Linked DNA regions of Homo sapiens: region 2 is linked to region 1. A link is an interaction called in ENCODE POLR2A ChIA-PET data of the cell type or tissue named here. Cell type or tissue: OCI-LY7. All regions are shown on one strand. Each heading gives the region's core, and the rest is flanking DNA. Links, peaks and the distances in the headings are about the cores only.

Region 1 (2,911 bases), core at 295-2,794:
GTGTGCCTAGCAGTGCTCTAAAGGCTTATTTCCTTTAATCCTCACAATAACCATACAAGTATTTGGTAGTCTTCTCCTCATTTAAAAGTTGAGAAAATGGATGAACAGAGAAGTAACTGGCTGAAAATTGCACAGCCAGTAAGTATTAATAGTAAAGGCAGGATCCAAAGACAGACATGCTGGCACTGGAATCTAGATGGTTAGCCACTGGGCTAAACCATAAGGATAGCAAACATTTATTGAGACCTAGGCTCCAGGCATTGCACTAAACATCTATTTTACGTGGACTATGTCATTTGATGATCATGGTAACCCATATGGCATCGTTAAACCCCATGTTGCAGATGAGTTAACTGAAGTTTAGGTACATCGAGTGACTTGTCCCAGGTCCCAGAGGTCTACTTAGTCCAGGTTTACAAAGAAGAAAGCTACTACGTTTAAAGAACCTTTTTGCCATTCCATACCACAAACCAGAAGTTTTGGTTTGAGTAGACATGAAACAGTTTTGCAGCATCTACTTCAAGGGAGCTTCATTTTTGTTGTTTATGGGTATCAGGGTGTATTTAAACAAAAAGCATCTATTTCAGGAGACAGAGTTTTCATGATGTGCTTTTTTGTTTCACTGTTCAGTAAAAATCCCATCTGTTTATGCTGCATCACACCATGATTTTTTTTTTTTTTTGAGACGGAGTCTCTCTCTGTTGCCCAGGCTGGAGTGCAGTGGCGCAATCTTGGCTCACTGCAAGCTCCGCCTCCCGGGTTCACACATTCTCCTGCCTCAGCCTCCCGAGTAGCTGGGACTACAGGTGCCCTCCACCACGCACAGCTAGTTTCTGTATTTTTAGTAGAGACGGGGGTTTCACCTTGTTAGCCAGGATGGTCTCGATCTCCTGACCTCATGAACCACCCACCTCGGCCTCCCAAAGTGCTGGGATTTCAGGCATGAGCCACCACACCTGGCCACACCATGATTTTACTTGTGCTACTTCTACCCAGATGTGAAAGACATTAGCTAATGAGGTCTGTGCTCATGTCAAAGAGGGAGACTTAATCATCCCTTAGAACTGTTCTATTGGCAACATTTTCAACTTCCTCTGATCATCCAAAACCCATCCCACCTAATAAGTTTTGCCTATAGTAAATGAATCCAGTTTTCTTACTGACAAAACAAAAAGCAACTCTTAAATTGTCATGCTTGCTTTTTTTTTTTTTTTTTTTTTTGAGACAGGTTCTCGCTCTGTTGCCCAGGCTGGAGTGGCAGTGGCAGTGGCAGTGGCATGGGCAACAGAGCAAGACCCTGCCTCCAGAAAGTATGAAAATTTAAGAGATGTTTTTTTTGCTGCAGCCACAACCTCCTGGGGTCAAGTGATCATTCCACCTCAGCCTCCCAGGTAGCTAGGACTACAGTCATGCGCCACGACACCTGGCTAATTTTGTTTATTTTTTATAGAGGCACAAGCTCCCTATGTTGGCCAGGCTGGTCTCGAGCTCCTGGACTCAAGCGATCCTCTCATCTCGGCCTCCCAAAGTGCTGGGATTACAGGCATGAGCCACCGTGCCCGGTCAGATTTCCATCGTTTTGATGTATTTCTTATTTTCTTCTGTCTGCAACTGGTCTTTGGCCGCTCACAGCCACTCCTCAGACATGTTCTCACTCCTCTGGTGGCTTGCTCAAGAGCGGTGAGGTTTTGGTATTTTTGGTTTGGGGTTTGAGGTAAGGGAAGTTTCAGAGAGGAAACAATGAAACGGTCCAGTGATTTCTTCTTAAGTCATATGCATAATTGACATTGACTCTGAAAAAAGAGAAATTCAATGCGAAGGTGGTCAGCTAGGCCCGCCCGGCTCTGACATAGGACTCTGAGGTAAGCCCCACCAGAAAACATGATTTGCAAAAGACACGACTGTGCTTGAAGGTAACTTCATTTTGAAAAGGGAAGAGAAATGTTGTTTGGGAGAAGAAGGGTTTTCTTGGGATTTTTTCCCATGGGATCCAGTGAGATACGTCAGGTCATCTCCTGAAGATCAATCACTATTGCTGATCTTCTGTGATTCCAAACCCATGCTGGGCCTTGTCCTAAACACTCAGACCCCCAGCCCAGCTCCGGCAACCAGCAGGACCCAGACATGCTGACATTGCCCCCATACGCCCAGCACCTTACCATTGAGAACTTCTTTCTGGTGCCCAATAGCCCTTGGATAGAATGAAAGATTAGGAGCCAGACATGCCAAAGAAAATCAATCTGCTCTTGGAGCTCAAGAAAAAAAGCAGGACTAATACATGGTCTCAGCATTTTCTTTCTTTTTTTTTTTTTTCTGCGACGGAGTCTCACTCTGTTGCCCAGGCTGGAGTGCGGTGGCATGATTCCAGCTCACTGCAACCTCCGCCTCCCAGATTCAAGCAATTCTCTGCCTCAGCCTCCCAAGTAGCTGGGATTACAGGCATCTGCCAGCAGGCCCGGCTAATTTTTGTATTTTTAGTAGAAATGGGGTTTCACCATTTTGGCCAGGCTGGTCCTGAACTCCTGACCTCGTGATCCCCACCGCCTCGGCCTCCCAAAGTGCTGGGATTACAGGCATGAGCCACTGTGTCCAGCCCAGTCTCTGCATTTTCAAACCCCTTTGCTTCCACTTTCTTTCCCCAGGCCTTTTTCCTTCTCTCTCCTTTATAGACCACCTTCTCTGTGCTTCACTTCCAGAAAAAAAGACCTCCTTCTATTCCTTGTCTGTGTTCAAGTCAAGCGAAGGAACATTTACCTAAGGCTAGGCCACATGGGGAATGCAGAAGTTGTGACAGAGCCCCTGCTCTCAAGGGGTATACAAACCCATTGGGGAGACATGGTGAACACAAGGGTAATACTCAGGGACAGCCAGGGCCAGCACTCATCCACTGATGTTTCCTGAGAATTCAGAA
Region 2 (2,911 bases), core at 124-2,623, 66 kb before region 1:
GATCTTCCAGAAAGTGCTGCCAACATCTCTCCACTCCAAAGAGCTAGAATACCAATAAACCTAGGAAGATCCAGTTCTAAATATATATATATATATATATATATATTTTTTTTTTTTAGATGGAGTCTCGCTCTGTTGTCCAGGCTGGAGTGCAGTGCCATGATCTCACCTCACTGCAACCTCTGCCTCCTGGGTTCAAGCAATTCTCCTGCCTCAGCCTCCTGAGTAGCTGGGATTATAGGCGCCCAACACCATGCCCGGCTGATTTTTTTGTATTGTTATTAGAGACAGGGTTTCACTATGTTGGCCAGGCTGGTCTTGAACTCCTGACCTCATGATCTGCCTGCCTCAGTCCCCCACAGTGCTGGGATTACAGGCGTAAGCCACCGTTCCTGGCCCAGTTCAGTATATTTTGATATTGCATCTTCCTAATGTTTGTTTCAATTAGGGACAACTTTGAACCACACACACACTTTTTTTTAATGATTTTCTGTGAGTAAACCCTTGAGGAGTCATATAACCCATGCCTTTCAAGTGTGTCTGTACCAACCTTCCCGTTAAGTCTGTGAAGAGAATCCACTATGTTAGTATATCATTTCTTATGGCAAAGGCTATCAATACATGAGCCGCTGTTCACTATGCCTGATGAGAACCTTACTAAAATATTTTCCTCTCTTTTCTACCTTCATCTTAAGGGAGAAGGGAGATGTCTAGTCAAGAAATAAAATCTCATTGGCTCAGCCTGGTGCGGTGGCTCACGTCTGTAATCCCAGCACTTTGGGAGGCCGAGGCGGGTGGATTACCTGAGGTCAGGAGTTCAAGACCAGCCTGGCCAATATGGTGAAACCTCATCTCTACTAAAAATACAAAAATTAGCCAGGCATGGTGGCACATGCCTGTAATCCCAGCTACTAGGGAGGATGAGGCAGGAGAACTGCTTAAACGCGGGAAATGGAGGTTGCAGTGAGCCAAGATTGTGCCACTGCACTCCAGCCTGGCCGACGGAGCAAGACTCTGTCTCAAAAATAAATAAATAATAAATAAATAAAATCTCATTAGTTCTCAGGGTAATCTTTATAGGGGTCTGAGGATAGGGTTAAATTGTTACTACAGTTGTGGCAGACCTCGACAATGCAAAGCCCATAGAAACACATCAGTGCCCATCATTGTTAAAAAATAGTATTAAATGTGCTTAGGCACCAGAACTATAATCTAAGAGGCAGAATCCAAGTCTTAAGTCCCAATTCCTGTTTTCTGAAGCATAGCAAAGTAATTTACTCTCCGAGTAAAACAATCTTTCTAGATCAGTGGTTCTCAAAGGATGAGGTTTCTAGATCAGCAGCATTAGCATCACATAAGAGCTTGTTAGAAATGCAAATTCTCAGCTGTGCGGCCATAAAAAGGAAGGAGATCATGTCCTTTGCAGGGACATGGATGAAGCTGGAAGCCATCATCCTTGGCAAACTAACACAGGAACAGAAAACCATGAGGCTGGGTTGGTGGCTCATGCCTGTAATCCCAGCACTTTGGGAGGCAGAGGCAGGCAGATCACTTGAGGTCAGGAGTCCGAGACCAGCCTGGCCAACATGGCGAAACCCCATCTCTACTAAAAATGCAAAAATTAGCTGGGTGTAGTGGCAGGCGTCTGTAGTCCCAGCTACTTGGGAGGCTGAGACAGAAGCATCACTTGAACCTGGGAGGCAGAGATTGCAGTGAGCTGAGATCATACCACTGCACTCCAGCCTGGGTGACAGACCGAGACTCTGTCTAAAAAAAACAAAACAAAACCAACACTGCATGTTCTCACTCATAAGTGGGAGCTGAACATTGAGAACACATGGACACAGAGAGGGAAACAACACACACCAGGGCCTGCTGGGGGATGGGGGATGAGGGGAGGGAACTTCGAGGACAGGTCAACAGGTGCAGCAAACCACCATGGCACAGTATACCTTTGTAACAAACCTGCACGTTCTGCACATGTATTACGGTTTTTTTTTTTGGAAGAATTAAAGAAGAAAAGGAAAAAGAAAAAAATGCAAATTCTCAGCCTCATCCTCCACCTGCTGAAGCAGAAACTTCAGGTGAGAGGCCCAGCAATCATGTTTAAACAAGCCCTCCAGGAAAAGCTGATGCACAGTACGATTTGAAAACTATGACTCTAGGCCAGACCAAATAGTGGCCTGTGGAGCACAGCATTAGCATTTCCTGGGAGCTCATTAGAAATGCAGAATCTCAGGCCCCACCTCAGACCTACTAAATCAAAAACTGCAGCCGAACCAGATCCTCAGGTGATTTGTATATACATTAAAGTTTGAGGAGCAGGATCAAGGATCAAACTGAGAAACTTAAAAACCTAAACAAATAGGCAGAGCACAGTGGCTCACGCTGTAATCCCAGCACTTGGGGAGGCTGAAGGGGGCAGGTGACCTGAGGTCAGGAGCTCAAGACCAGCCTGGTCAACATGGTGAAACCCCGTCTCTACTAAAAATATGAAAATTAGCTGAGTGTGGTGGCACACGCCTGTAGTCCCAGCTACTCGGGAGGCTGAGGCAGGAGAATCGCTTGAACCCAGGAGGTAGAGGTTGCAATGAGCAGAGATCACGCCACTGCATTCCAGCCTGGGCAATAGAGCGAGACTCCGTCTCAAAGAAAAAAAAAACCTGATTTTATAAATATGTCACTGCAAAATTTACAACACACTCTCTTCCTCATATAACTCTCTCAATAACCTTGTAGATTAGGTATTGTCATGACCTCCATCTTACGTATGAGACACAAGGAGAGTGGATAATTTGCTGGATGCCACAAAGCCAGCAAACAAAAGAGCCAGGATTTCAATCTAGGTATTTTGACTGTGAAAGGTAGGCTCTTAGCCAGCACCTATAACAAGTTATTCTGATTGTAACTC

What was found. ChIA-PET counts read pairs that join two places held together with the same protein. Peaks named below come from ENCODE experiments on the same cell type or tissue, not always from the same donor. Only the 100,000 strongest peaks of a DNase experiment are listed, where the experiment ranks them.
Region 2: POLR2A ChIA-PET joins it to region 1 with 14 read pairs; 1 of 35 experiments calls an interaction of 5 or more read pairs at or near these places.

What each region holds. Positions count from the first base shown.
Region 1 is chr2:203,597,277-203,600,187 of GRCh38, reverse strand. No RefSeq gene overlaps it. Among named protein-coding and RNA genes, the nearest start is that of RAPH1, 63 kb to the right of the region's middle. In OCI-LY7, for the core only: no CTCF peak of the experiment used is centred there; DNase peaks (open chromatin) are centred at 1,347, 1,717 and 2,133; H3K4me3 peaks cover 1,919 bases; H3K27ac peaks cover 2,018 bases.
Region 2 is chr2:203,663,470-203,666,380 of GRCh38, reverse strand. No RefSeq gene overlaps it. Among named protein-coding and RNA genes, the nearest start is that of CD28, 42 kb to the left of the region's middle. RefSeq lists an enhancer at 377-1,019. In OCI-LY7, for the core only: no CTCF peak of the experiment used is centred there; DNase peaks (open chromatin) are centred at 1,350 and 2,040; H3K4me3 peaks cover 1,184 bases; H3K27ac peaks cover 1,583 bases.